2 separate regions of the Homo sapiens genome follow, and region 1 is linked to region 2. The links are chromatin contacts, found by Hi-C in ENCODE. All regions are on one chromosome and are shown on one strand. Each heading gives the region's core, a stretch centred on a gene start or an enhancer-like site at or near the end of the contact. The rest is flanking DNA. Distances are from core to core; before and after follow the strand shown. Region 1 holds the start of OR5D3 (olfactory receptor family 5 subfamily D member 3). Region 2 holds the start of OR4C11 (olfactory receptor family 4 subfamily C member 11).

Evidence for each region. Hi-C counts contacts between places; a loop is a spot of excess contacts on that map.
Region 1: a loop to region 2 is called in a map with no recorded cell type, with 2.1 times the contacts of the local background. The contact joins the promoter of OR5D3 here to the promoter of OR4C11 in region 2. A Hi-C loop is called at or near these places in 1 of 37 single-sample maps with no recorded cell type.

What each region holds. Positions count from the first base shown.
Region 1 is chr11:55,722,101-55,729,526 of GRCh38, reverse strand. It overlaps OR5D3 (olfactory receptor family 5 subfamily D member 3), which reads right to left and starts at 5,751. Exons shown (of 2, transcript NM_001396059.1): 1 at 5,473-5,751; 2 at 1-3,311. The coding sequence starts at 5,501. The coding sequence ends at 2,369.
Region 2 is chr11:55,604,880-55,612,051 of GRCh38, reverse strand. It overlaps OR4C11 (olfactory receptor family 4 subfamily C member 11), which reads left to right and starts at 4,407. Exons shown (of 4, transcript NM_001004700.3): 1 at 4,407-4,765; 2 at 5,373-5,530; 3 at 6,765-6,926.

The DNA of each region.
Region 1 (7,426 bases), core at 4,502-7,001, 120 kb before region 2:
ATAATATGAAAGTTGACATTTACATAAAATGGTCCAGATATAATTTTTATAGTTGTTAATCCACTAAGAAGTGAGCATTAAACTATATAACTTGCTTTAGTATTGTGCATATGATAGCAAATGTCCTGCCACAGCCCTCCATGGGAAAAAAGTCACATTTATACCTACTGTATCCAAAAGTTTAAAAGAAGAGCAGCATACAAATGTATTTGTAGAAAAAAAATAGCCCATAGCTATCACTTAATATGACCATTAGCAAACTCACTTACATTATCTAAAATGTATTTATCTTCACAGTTAACATGTTTGCTTTCACACTGAAAGTATAATTTGAGAATTTGGGGGGGAAATTGCATTATATTTGTGTAAACTGCCCATTTATGAACATTTACCAAAATAAAAAAATCTTGTATTAAAGGGATTAGCAACTATTCTTTTTTTCTTTGATTTTTATTTTGTACTAAAAGAAACCTACCAAATTACAGCTTACATCTTCCAAAACAATATTTAAAAATAGTATATTCTAACTTTATCCTGGAAACCTTATTGAATATACTAAATATTCTGCGATGCATACTCAAACTTTCTAAATCCTTTTTTGTGCTCCTTAACATCTTTATTAAACTATACACATATGCACACACATACACACAGCTTTAAAAATACTCGACTAGAGCATTTAATTATGACTCATTATCTACAGTTAAAAATTAAAGTAAATCCTCTGTTACTTTTGCTGTATTCTGTAAGTGTTGAGAATTTTGTTGTATATTCCTAAACAGTAAGTTGCATAGACATGTAAGTTGGTGTAAAGCATTAAGGTAAAAAGTTATTGAATTTTTATTTGGAAATAAAGATAAACCTTGAGGGGAAACAAGTATCACTTAACAGCTTGGATTGGACCTTCAACACATGGTTGACTTCATATTCTGTGCTTGTAAGCCTTAATCATGACTGGCAAGACACAAGGAGAAAATGTAAGTTCTTATACTTAATCTCAACCAGCCATTTGGTTAAGGCAATCAAATTATTTCAATTATTTGAAAACTTCTCTAAAACCAATTAGAGCCATGGGTTATCTGTTTTCTGCAGTAAAGTTATCTGGCATTATCAAGGAAGAATGTGTTTAAAGATGTAAATGTTTCAATCAATTTTGAACCCAGTTTTTCATTTCTCCCTGTACCCATCACTCTTGACTTGTAATCTTGCAGTTCTACAAGAAATAGATAACTTTCTCAACTCTTGCTTTGGGGCTTGGACGTGATTTTCTCTGACTCATAAAATGTTAACAGGTGAGACCCAAACAGGAACGTTAAGTATGCTTTTATTTTTGGAATACTCTATTGTGGCTCTGCTTTCAACAAAGACTATCAGCCAAAGAGTCCAAAGAAGATGACATACATACAGGTCTCTAGTTCCAAAGGTAGCTGATCTAGTTACCCCATTCTTGACACCCAAATGGTCGAACTGATATCAACAGAGCTACCCCAGTCAAGTCACTTATTTGAAAGGATTGCTTACTGTTAGATATCACTGAGTTTATGAATATTTCTTTTATCAATACATAACTAATGCTTGAATAATGTATGTGTATTATCTCAATATCATTATCCTGGTTGTTATATTGTACTATCTTAGGGGGAAACTGGTTAAAAGATAATTGGAATTCCTCTATATTATTTCTTACAAAGGAAAATGAATAGAAAATTATCTCAATAAAATTTTTAATAAATAAATAACATGCACAATCATATTGGCATCAGTGGCAGAACTAGGGTGATGGGCATTTATTTGCAAAAATATTTACCATCTTCTTATTATCATGCATAAAGAAAAATATAATTTATAATACCAAGTATAACTTAACTTTACCAGATTCTGGACTTCGTAAGGAAGATAATTTTCTTATTTATTTTTGTTTGTCTGTAAATCTTCTAATGCCAAAGTTGCCCATACAGAATTAATTGTAATTATTTTATAGATAGTGTTTTATACTGAACAGCTCTTATCATAGTAATTTTATGTTATCAGGTAAACTTCCTCATTATAAACTACTATTCTTCAGATCATCTCAAAAATTTTTACATTTTGCAAGATTTAAATTGAACTGAAATTTGACCTGGACAATCACAATAAACGTATACTAACACAAAAACTTTTGTATTACAATATTCTCGATCAAAAATTTAGTTTAAATGGTCTGAGATTCCATACTTACAGTATTTATAACTTTAAAGTTATTTTACTAAACATCAGTGTGAATAGATATTGTACTGTCAGTTGGAGGGTTATCATAATTTCATGCAATGACTAGTTATTGAACAACTGCAGTGCTGCTCTCAAGGATAAATAATTAATATTTCTAGCATTACATTTTATGACATAATAATTTGGTAATGACTAACTTCCTGACTGTCTCTTTTACATCTTTGTTCCTGAGGCTATAGATCAAGGGGTTCAGCATGGGAATGACCACTGTGTAAAAGACAGAGGCCACCTTGACCATGAGCCATGAACTTTTGGAGTTAGGAACACAGTAGAGAAAAAGGATAGTCCCATGGAAAATGGTAATGGCGGTCAGGTGGGAGGCACACGTGGAGAACGCTTTCTTGCGCCCCCCAGTGGAAGGCATCTTCATGACAGTGATAAAAATGAAAGCATAGGAAGTGAGAATGATCACCAGGCTGCTTATTTCATTGAATGTTGCAGAAACTAAAATGACCTTCTGGCTCATGTAGGGGTCAGAGCAGGACACAGCAACAATGGCAGCGTGCTCACAGACAAAGTTATTAATGAAGTTAGTCCTACAAAAAGATAAAGTCAACAGAAAATATGTGTATGTTAAGGAACAAACTAAACTCCAAGAGTATGATGCAGCCACTAACAAGGAGCAAAGCCTCTGGGACATTGCAACTGTGTAAAGCAGAGGGTTACACACTGCCACAAATCTGTCATAAGCCATCGCTGCCAGCATGAATGTTTCTGTCACCACAAATATACAGGCAAAGAAGAATTGCATGATGCATCCTGTGAAGGAGATGATTCTGTCTTCCACAACCAAGTTCTCCAGCAGTTTTGGTGTAATTGTGGTGGAATAACAGAAATCAACAAAGGACAAGTGGCTGAGGAAAAAGTACATAGGGGTGTGGAGTTTGGGGTTGATCCTGATGACCATGATCATGCCCAGATTCCCCATCACAGTGATTGTGTAGATGGTCAGGAAGACCAGGAACAGGGGTATCTGAAGGTCTGGAAATTCTGAGAAGCCCAAGAGGATGAAGGTGACTCCAGCAGTCTGATTTTTTTGAATCCTGTGAGAAAAAAATAAGAAAGTTGATCCAGAGAAGTAGAAGCCAATATGTGCAATAAGAAACAGAAAGGAAGAAATATTGAGAGACTTAGTGGGTCTTTATTAAGAGTGTTGCTGAAAATTCTAGGTTTCCACTGTCAAATTATTTCAAAAGGTAGAGTACTTATATAAAAATTACAAGGTGAATAGGATTATTTTGTGAATGGAATAATAAAAAACAAAATTAAGACAGGAAAAACAAAACAGGGTATACCTTCCTATATTTCAGATAATAAGACAGCAGGCTTCATGAGAAGAGCCACTCTAAGTTTGCATGAATCTGAGATAAGTGCAAATATTTCTGTTGGAGGAAATATATACTTTTCTACAGTTTCATTCCTGCTGTACCTCTAAAGCTTTGAGACAGTTAACTTACAACTCTTAACAAATTGTAAAATGTTAACATTCCTGTAAAATGGTAAATTTAACAGTTTATTGGTGGTTTTATTTTTAACACCTTTCTCATTCCTTATAATCCAATACTTTCAACACATTCTGGAGCTGTGTTACACTAATATGCTAATCTTTCTCATGCATGTTGAACTCAACTTGAAAAAATTTTCATGTTATTTTTAATGATGTATTATATCACTTATGAGAAGATTATTGCAACAAAATATGTGATGTATGTTTCTGTAGTGATAAAATAGTTGAAGTAATTTTAAATGAAAAGTTTTTCATTTTCTGATGTGGCAAATCTCAGAAGACAGGTAGGTGACAAACAATAATAAACATGAAAGTACTGAGTACTGCAAATAAATATTAGTTTTTAGGAAAATTGCATTCTGTCCTTTTGATTTAAGTTTAAAGCTTTGCCAAGAATAAGTGTCAGGAAGACCCATCTCAAACAGGACACCATAGTATTCTTTCAATATGCCTTGATGCCACAAGGCATTTCCTCAATGGTAAAATGTGATAATATATTCATGATATAAAATTTAAATCAGTAGAATGGAAGCAGAAAGATTGCTAATGAATGTAGTGGTTATAAAACACAGTATAAAGCATATTAGATATTCACTTTTATATTTATTAGAATTATAGCTAATTAGTGTGGTTTCAGAAACCTTAAGTAGTTATTGAAATGAGGCCTATATGGGACAGCTATCAACATGTGGACACATTTGTGAATACAATGCAGAGAATCAGTTTCCTGAACCCACAAAATGGAAGTACTGTAGAATTTTATTTGTGGCTTTAGTCTAAGTCATAACTATATTTTCCCCATTCTCCTTTATGTTTTTCCATTACACAATAGCTTTCTCTAGTTCCCACAAGCTTGTGCCTGTAGGAAAGATATCTTCCAAAAGGACCAATTACTCAGCAATTTCCCTGAAACAATTATTTATAAAAATCTTAACACTATAAAACTAGATTATGACTGTATTTCCCAGTCACTCTCCTCAATTTGAAATGTCCTTTGCAACATCGCAAGAATAATTTTCTGTAATCACTTTAACCTGAGAGCCAATGACTTTAACAATTCCAAATGTTTTTTATTGATGAATGCATGAAAACTGCATTGTGCAGACTGGATTTTCCCAAACTGCTTAGATCTAGATACTCAATCTCATTACCACTAACACATTTTTCTCAAAGTCATGGTAGATGTATCAAGTTATTATAAAGCACATGCTCATTTACATAAAGTTTGCTTTCTATCTATTCTCACTTTTATAATGCTTTATTTTACCATCTACTCTTGTAAAGATTACTCATTGTTTCTTCTCCTCTGTATATATTGCAAACATTAGTGCTTATAACTCACAGTTACCATAAACCATATCCTATCATTTACAGATTTGGTTATTAGTCTCGCTTATCTCCTCAGAAAGTATAGAAAGTTTAAAGATAAGGCCAATTTTGCTTTATTCTTCTTTATCTGCCAAAGTATTGATTTCATTGCTGAGTACATGGTGGGAGCCGAATGAGAAAATCAGAATTGATATCATTTGAAAGGGAGAAGGAATCAGGATATAACAACATAGGTCCTCTGCTTGTTGAATGAACTAAGTGGATTTGAGGGCACTTCAACCTACACGTGTGTTTGTCTGGTACTAAGATTACCGGAACTCAGTATTTTCCTTCTGAAATAAAATTTTAAAAAAACTAAATCAACTCACCTAAATACAGAGGCATCTGAGTGATTCATTTACTGAAGGATCTTTTGCTGAAATTAACGAACTCCAATAATGCTCCCGCTTAGCACTTAATTAATAGAAACAAACCTGAAAACAACAGTAGGAGTGTCGAGAGTATATTTCCTTGAAGATTTTAAATGTTACTTTTTTACCCAACCTATTAAGAAAACTCATAGATAGCAGAGATAAGGTCACATCTAGAAACTAAGTCCTAGCACCAAACTGTGTCACAAATATTTGCCCCCAAGGCCTTGGGGACCTCGTGACTAGAGAATATCACTGAAGTATTGCCTTGGAGGCTACCATTTGAGCAATTAGATATAACACTGTCCCATGTGATATCTTGTTTGTATAGTGCCTTTCTAAAGCCCTTGACATTTATCTTACCAACTTCACTTAATTAATCGTAATAGTGAATATATCTTGACTTTACATAGGTGTAAAATACAAATGTGAAAGGGAAAAATCAGCTATAAAACAATAGTCCAGAGATAGGTATCATTACCTCATGTTGAATTTATTTTCTCTTTTTATGAAGATATATTTATGTTATTATATGTTGAAATACAGAGCTGACTAAATAATGCTACATCTTTTATTTATCCTTTGTTAGTAATACAAACTTCATTTGGTAGTCACACTATTGTTTTTTTTAATAGAAAACAATTTGTGTTTGCCTTTTTAAATATGGCTAAATGATCTTCAGATGTTTATGCTGACTGTTGAATCTGGAAAAAACTGGGTTACATGTTTCTAAAAATAAACCAGTTTATGGAAAATGCCACTTTATGGAAAGGATGATATATCCATTAATTTCGGTACTCTATCTAACATGCTTTTAAAGAATAAAGACTTATTTCTCACTAGTGCAGGTCCAAAATGCACTCCTAAACATTGGGCATCTCTGCTACATGTTAGTAATGCAGGGGCTCATGTTCCTTTCTACTTGTGTTTCGCCATCATCATGGTACATTTGAGGTTATAGTTGTATTTTGCATGTGAGGAAGAGGGAATCATGCAACACTCCTTTAAACGTGTCTTCAGAAAAAAGCTCGTTCCATTGCAGAGGACCTCATATCGCACATAGGGAAATCAAGGGCAAAAGAGCTGATGGTGTCTCAGACACGATACAACTAAGGAACTACAGATAGAAAAGCAATAGGAATCTGTTCATTGAGTATATTCGCCTGTGGTTTCCTTTTCTTGTAGTATCTTTGTCTGTCTTTGTTATCAACATAATGCCAGTTCCATAAAATGAGTCTCAAAGTGTTCTCACTTCTTTAATTGTTGGAATGTTTTTAGAAAGACTAGTGTTTGTACTTTTTATATGTTTGGTAGAATTCACAAGTGAAACCGTCTTGTCCCGCATTTTCTTTGTTGGGAGGTTTTTGATTACAGATTCAATCTTGTTATTAGTCTTTGATCTGTTCAGAGTTTCTATTTCTTCATGATTCAGTTATTGTAGCTTGTACATTTCTAAAAATTTTTTTTTATCTCTTATAAGTCATCCAATTTTTAGGCATACAATTGTTTATAGTAGTCAATTTTGATCCTTAATTTCTATAGCATTGGTCGGTTAGATGCAATGTTTCCTCTTTCATTTCTGATTATATTTGAGTCTTCTCTTTTTTTTCTTGGTCCACCTATTATTTGGCCAATTATGTTTATATTTTTTAAAAACCTGAGTTTTATTGATTTATTGTATTGTTTTTTATATTACTTATCTCATTTATTTCTTTCCTAACATTTATTATTTCCATATTTCTGTTAATTTTATGCTTCACATCCCATGGTCATGGATTAGAAAACTTAATGTTAAAATGTTAATTCTACTCAAATATATGTAATGATTTAATGCAATGTCAATTAAAATCACATAGATCTAGATTTCTTTTCTATTTTTACAAAATAGAATAGAAAACTAAAATTTTTGTAA
Region 2 (7,172 bases), core at 3,158-5,657:
AATTATAATTCAAGTCTAATTTCACCAAGGAGAAAAATCTCGATTTCTTCCCACTATAACTTTAGTATTGCCATAAGCCTAACACACACACACACACATGCACACACGTGCACACACACTTCAAAATAATAATTATCAGACTTCTAATGCTTAGCAGTTAACTGTACCTAAAAAGATTTTAGCAATTTGGGGGTCATTGACCAATTTTCTTCTTACTGTTTTTTTTTCAAATTTATTATTATTTTTTAAGTTGGCAGATACATCTATATGTGTAGTAAGCCTCCCACATTCATGGGTTCTGCATCCATGGACTCAATCCAACCATGGATGGAAAATACTCCAAAAAAATTTGCATCTGTACTGAACACGTTATAGACTTTTGTCTTGCTCTTCTCTAACCAGTATAATATAACAATTATTTACACAGCATTTACATTTTATTAGGTATTATAAGTAATCTAAAGATGATTTAAAGTATAAGGGAGAATATGCAGCTGTTATGTCAAATACTATGCCATTTTATGACAAGAACTCAAGCATTGTCTGATTTTGGTCTTCCATGGGAGGTTCTGGAACCGATACCCCACAGATACAGAGGAACTGCTGTATTTATAGCATACAACATGATGTTTTGTAGTATACATACAAAGTGGAACGATAACTCTGGCTAATTAACATATGCATTACCTCATGTAGTTATCATGTGGGGAGAGCACTGAACATTCACCCTCTCAGAATCCTATCATTTGTGACAACATGGATGAACCTGGAAGACATTATGTTAAGTGAAATAAAACAGGAAAGATAAGTACTGCGTGATCTCACTCATATATGGAATCTAAAAGAGATGATTTCATAAAAGTAGACAGTAAAATGACAGTTACAATACATTGGGGCATTTGGGGTGGGGATCAAGAAGTTGTTGGTCTCCTTACTTTATTACAACTGATGCTGTCCTTGTTTACAAGATACCATATTGTTTATTTTACAGATAGATTTATTTACCTAAAACAAACTGATTTAAAGATAACCATCAGAGAAGTGGATTGGTGAACAAATTAATCTGGGAATTGCTCAATATATCCAAACTTCTAATTTTCAATAAAGAAGTCTTAGATCCAGAAAATTCAGTTTTTCTCTGGATAAAAAAGTAATTCCGTTTGGTATCCATATCCTGACTCTCACTTAGTCTGAGGTGTATCCCAGGCTTGAGAGCAAAGCAAAATGGGGTGTCATGTAGGACAGCCATAAGAGGAAGTATTTTGAGTCCTCAGCTCTACAGAAAAGAAAAGAAAATGAAAAGTGACAGATTACCAGAAGACCCAAATTGCATTACTGAATATTTATGTGGATATTTCTTATAGTTAATAGAAATGTATAATATTTCTATTGGTCTAATGCTAATCATTTAGCATCCTTGATGTCAAATCATTTTGCAGTTTTTCTTCTGTTTTAGCAAAATGTGCATTCCTTAAGTTAGGATTCTGGCTTGTTTTCCAGATCATCATAGACGCTTAATCCATAATACATTTTAAAAACCCCATCCTGTATTCTGAGGGAACATGCTACAAATGGTCACTACTGTTAGCAGAGGTAAAAGAGACATGTAAACACAGTCAGGTGGGGACAATTGTTGCCATTAAAACACATATTTTGGCCGGGCGCGGTGGCTCACACCTGTAATCCCAGCACTTTAGGAGGCCGAGATGGGCGGATCACAAGGTCAGGAGATCGAGACCATCCTGGCTAACACGGTGAAACCCCGTCTCTGCTAAAAATACAAAAATTAGCCGGGCATGGTGGCGCGCACCTGTAGTCCCAGCTACACGGGAGGCTGAGGCAGGAGAATGGCGTGAACCCGGGAGGCGGAGCTTGCAGTGAGTCGAGATCACGCCACTGCACTCCAGCCTGGGCGACAGAGCGAAACTCCGTCTCAAAAAAAAAAAAAAAACAAAAAAAAAACCACATATTTTATGATTCTGCTTAGGGGATAATAAGCAGAAAATGAAAACAAAACAAAAACATGTTTTGCTGAACATATTTTCTCAATTTGTCTTATAGTTCAAATCATAAATGAGTAAAGGAAGTAGTAAAATTGTAAAGTACAAAATCAGTGGAATATTCAGAAGTTTTATATTAAGTGAAAGTTGCCCTTATAATTACCTTATTTTCACTTTAATGGTAGAATCACTTGAACCCATGACGTGGAGGTTGCAGTGAGCCAAGATTGCACCATTGGACTCCAGCCTGGGCAACAAGAGTGAAACTCCATCTCAAAAAAACAAAAATGCCCAACATCACTGATCATCAGAAAAATGCAAATCAAAACTACAATGAGATATCATCATCTCACCCAAGTTAGAATGGCTTATATACAGAAGACAGGCAATAACAAATGCTGGTGAGGATGTGGAGAAAAGGGAAACCTTGTATGCTGTAGATGTGAATGTACATTAGTACAACCACATGAAAAAGTTTAGAGTTATTCAAAAACTAAAAATTGAGCTAATATGTGAACCAGAAATCCTACTGCTGGGCATATACCCCAAAGAAAGGAAATTAGTGTATCAAAGAAGTATCTGGACTCCTATGTTTGTTGTGGCACTGTTTCCAACAGTTAAGATTTGAAAGCAACTGAAATGTCCATCAACACATGAATAGATAAAGAAAATGTGGTGTATATACTATTCAGCCATAAAAATAAATGAGATCCAGTCATTTGCAACAACATGAATGGAATGGGAGATCATTATGTTAAGTGAAATAAGCCAGACACAGAAAGACAAACACCACATGTTCTCACTTATTTGTGGGATCTAAAAGTCAAAAGAATTGAACTCATGGACATTTGGGTAGAAGGACAATTACCAGAAACTGGAGGTGAGGAAGGCCATTGGGTACAAAAAAAGAGTTATAATGAATAAGACTTACTATTTGATAGCACAACAGGTTGATTATAGTCAATAATAATTTAATTGTATATTTCAAAATAACTTAAAGAGTATAACTGGATTATTTGCATCTCAAAGAACAAATACTTGAGGGGATGAATATCCCATTTTCCCTTATGTGCTTATTTCACATTGCATGCTTGCATCAAAATGTCTCATATACTCCATATATATATATATATATATATATATATATATATATAGTGTTAGTCCATTCTCACACTGCTAATAAAGACATACCCAAGACTAGGTAGTTTATTGAAGAAAAAGAAGTTTAATGGACTCACAATTCCACATGGCTGGTGAGACCTCACAGTCATGGTGGAAGGGGAGGCAGTAGCAACAGAATGTCTTACATGGTGGCAGGTAAGAGAGAGCTTGTGCAGGGAAACTGCCCTTTATAAAACCATAAGATCTTGTGAGACTTATTCACTACTATGAGAACAGCACAGGAAAAACCCACCTGCATGATTCAATTACCTCTCACTGGGTCCCTCCCACGACACATGGGGATTATGGGAGCTACAATGGAAGATGAGATTTAGGTGAGAACACAGACAAACCATATAACATACCTACTATGTACCCACAAAAATAAAAATAAGTAAAAATTAAAATTTTAAAAATTAAAAATAAAATAAATATCTGAGGTGATGGACATACTAATTACCCTGATTTTATTACTAAACATTGTAAAGAAATATGGAAATATCACTTCATATCCAATAAATATAATTATTACATATCAACTAAAAAATAAATGAAAGGTAGTTAACCTCTAATTCTATTTTATTTAACTATGTATTCAATTATTTATAAAGATGAACTTTTCGGTATATATTTTACAATTACGGTTATATTTCAAAACTGTGTTATTTATTTTGTTGCTAAAAATTTTTACAGCTTTGGCCGTTGTAGGCTGTTTCAGTTGACTCCTGTGTCCCCATCACCGTTTGTGTGCATGTTTTAGCACTTCTGTATTTCCACCGCTGTGAAACGCTCATTTATTTTGTACACTCTCAGTTAAAAATCTAGAATCAAACATTTCTTCAAGAAGCCTTGATCACTTTATTGGAGAATGGTATGAGAAACAAAGATTTGGTTGATAGAAGACCATTTTTAATTCTAGTCAAAAACGTCATTTATCACTCAAATTAACACCTCTAATTGCAAGAGTGGGCTACCTCTTTTTTCCATAATCCAAGACAAATTGAAGATTAAGTTATCTATCACATCTGGCTCATGTTCCAAAAGGGACACTTGAGGGGATGACATTCCCCAGACTCTTAAATTTTGCATAATTCATATTAAGCACTTCTCCTGGGAAGGCAAAAGAGAAAATTTTCCCAGTCAAAAATCCTGCGTGAGGGTAGATTTCAGAAAGTGTTGGATGAATCTGGAACCAATTTAGTTTGCCTTCTACCATTAAGATGGGGATGTAAACTTCTTTGTGAGACCAAAGAGAGCCTCGTATCAGAATAGTTATATATTAATTTATAAGCACTTTTAAAATTCTCATTTGAATAAGTAGCCTCCAAATTATATTGGGAAGAAAAGAGGGCAATTGAACATCCTAATATAGCATACTCTCTTATCAAAGCTGGTAAGGTCTGTATAGGAGAATAACTTAGTCGTATCTAACATTCAGAGAAGGTGGATCTGATCAATACAACAGCCAGGAACTAACATATACAAGACACTGGTGGGAGGTGGGGAAATTCAAGGACTTTTCTAGAAGTGCTTTACAATCTAAAGTGAAAAGATGGAAATAAAAATCATGCACAGAATTTCTTGATGGAAATGGGCACTACCAGGTAAGAGCTGTTGGTAGAAGTGGGTAGGAGATAATTAAACAGAAACAGCCTACTCTGGGCAAACTGCCTAAGGGTAGCTCTGCTCTGCAAGGAGCAGTAATAAAATAAATAATAAACAAACAGAAATAAAATCTATTGGGGTGTTCCAGGAAGTGCTCCATGAAGGTGATGATGTCGCCCACGGTAGGATGCTGGCTTCCTTCTCCTTAATGCAGCTAAATATAAAATAGTATAAAACATTAATGATTTGGATCTATAAGAATTTCTCTTAATTCTTTGATTCATTCAACAGATATCAAAAACCTACTTTTTTATAAGTGCTGTAATTCAGCAGTGAACAGATAAAAATACCCTTTCTTATGTTGCTTCATTCTAATGTATAGTACTATAAAAATGTGTAATGATGTCTATTTGTATCTATTTATTCCTGCTTATTCATGTCTATTCTGGAGATACATGCATGTGTGTGTGTCTTTTTATAATACTTAATTCAGAGAAGACAAATACAATTTTTTATTTCTGTTTGCTAAAGAGCTTTCACAAACCTTCAATACAGGAAGTGAATCTCCAGTTAGTGACAGTGTGTCTGCATATGTTGTATTTACAGAGCCCTGAGTTTCAACACTACTGCTATATCTGACTTACTCAAATTTGTGAGGCTTAATGTAGCCCTAAGAATACCACTAGAATTCCTGTCTACAACAAGACAGTTGTGATGGCTCAGGGATATGCCATCACAAGGTGAATAACAACCCATCTCCCAAGGTAAAGCTTTTAAAACATTATTTTCGATGTAGCATTATTATGACACATTGTCAAATACTACCAAAGTGAATATTTTTTAATGTAGTTATTTCTCCCATGTCTAATGCCAAGAATGCAATTTCCCCGCTCAGAGTCATTATAGTTTTTTCATACTCTTCTACTATAATTCATGTATAGAAATATGCAGGTGTGTGTAGTATATATTGTACTGATGTTAAGGAAAATGTTACAATTCTAAGCATGCAATATTAATCTCTTACATTTCAATTTACACCATATGTCAGGGACAATTTTGTGTGTGTGTGTGTGTGCGTGCGTGTGCATATAAACACACAGCTATCTGTATCTGCTTCATTCTTATTAATGTTTGCGTAAAAATATCATCCTTGATTCATTAATGTCCCTTCTGATGGGCACTAAAGTTGTTTCCTATCTCTTGCTACCATCTAAAAAGGCAAAATGATTGTCCTTGTTTCTGTGAATGAGTGCGTCTATAGGAAACGGAATAACTGGATCAATATCTATATCCGGTTGTCATATAATAGATACTGAAGTCACTTTCTAGAAGGTTGCACCCACTTACATTCCCACCAAAAGTTTGTAGGGTTGACGGTTTCCCACACCTTTGTCAAGACTATTTGTTAAGACATTTATCAAAAGGATTACTTTATTAACCTGATAGGTGAAAATTATCTAACTGGAATTTTAACTTGAATGTATTTAACTATGAAAGAAATTGAGCATCTTTCCAGAGGCATAATCTTTATAATAAGGAGAACAGTCTCTTTTAAGATGGGTTATTTTTCCAATGTTCATTTGTGTCATATTTTTCAGAAACTTATCTGTGAAATCAATTTACATTTTAAAAAGCTATGCTTTTGTCTGGCAAATGTGTTGTAAATGTATTTTATCATATTGACACTTCCCTTTTAATTTTTTACTGTGTTGCTATTTGGAATATATATGTGAAAAAGTATATGGAAAAATTTGTTCAATATTTGAAATATGCAAATAAATATTAATTCCCATTATATATTTAACTTCTCTTTCTTGAAGTCAGGATATGGGATTCATAAGAACATACAAACTAAAAATTCTATTGAAAGTTTCAGTCCTGACTTGGAGCGCATAGATCTCATTTTCTAAATCACTGATGCTTACCTGCAAACCTGAAATTTGAAAGAATGTCCTGATTTATGTGTCAATTATTCTTCCACTTTTTTCCTCATTTTAGCCTCAGTGTCTACTTGTCTCTTAAGAAAACTTTATGAAGAACCCAGAAAAATAAGGAAAGATGGACGAATTTAACTTTGGACAACACAGTATAACAAAGCAGTACAAAGTTGAATAATAAAGGATGAATTTGGAACTGAAAATAATTAGAAAATTTTCAGAGGTAAATTAAAAGGAAATAAAGATAGTCAAGGCAAGAGGTTAAAATAATTCTCATGTTGGACTGTAATGATTGACTTTTTGCTCATTGCAAAAATTTTATGTTTATTGTCTCTTTCTCTGTGTATGTGTGTGTGTGTGCACACACACCCACATACATGTAAATTTTATTAAGGAAGGTATTCTCAAGTATTTAAACAACATCATTAGAATGATCTGTATATTTAGGAAGTAAATATATTATAATGGT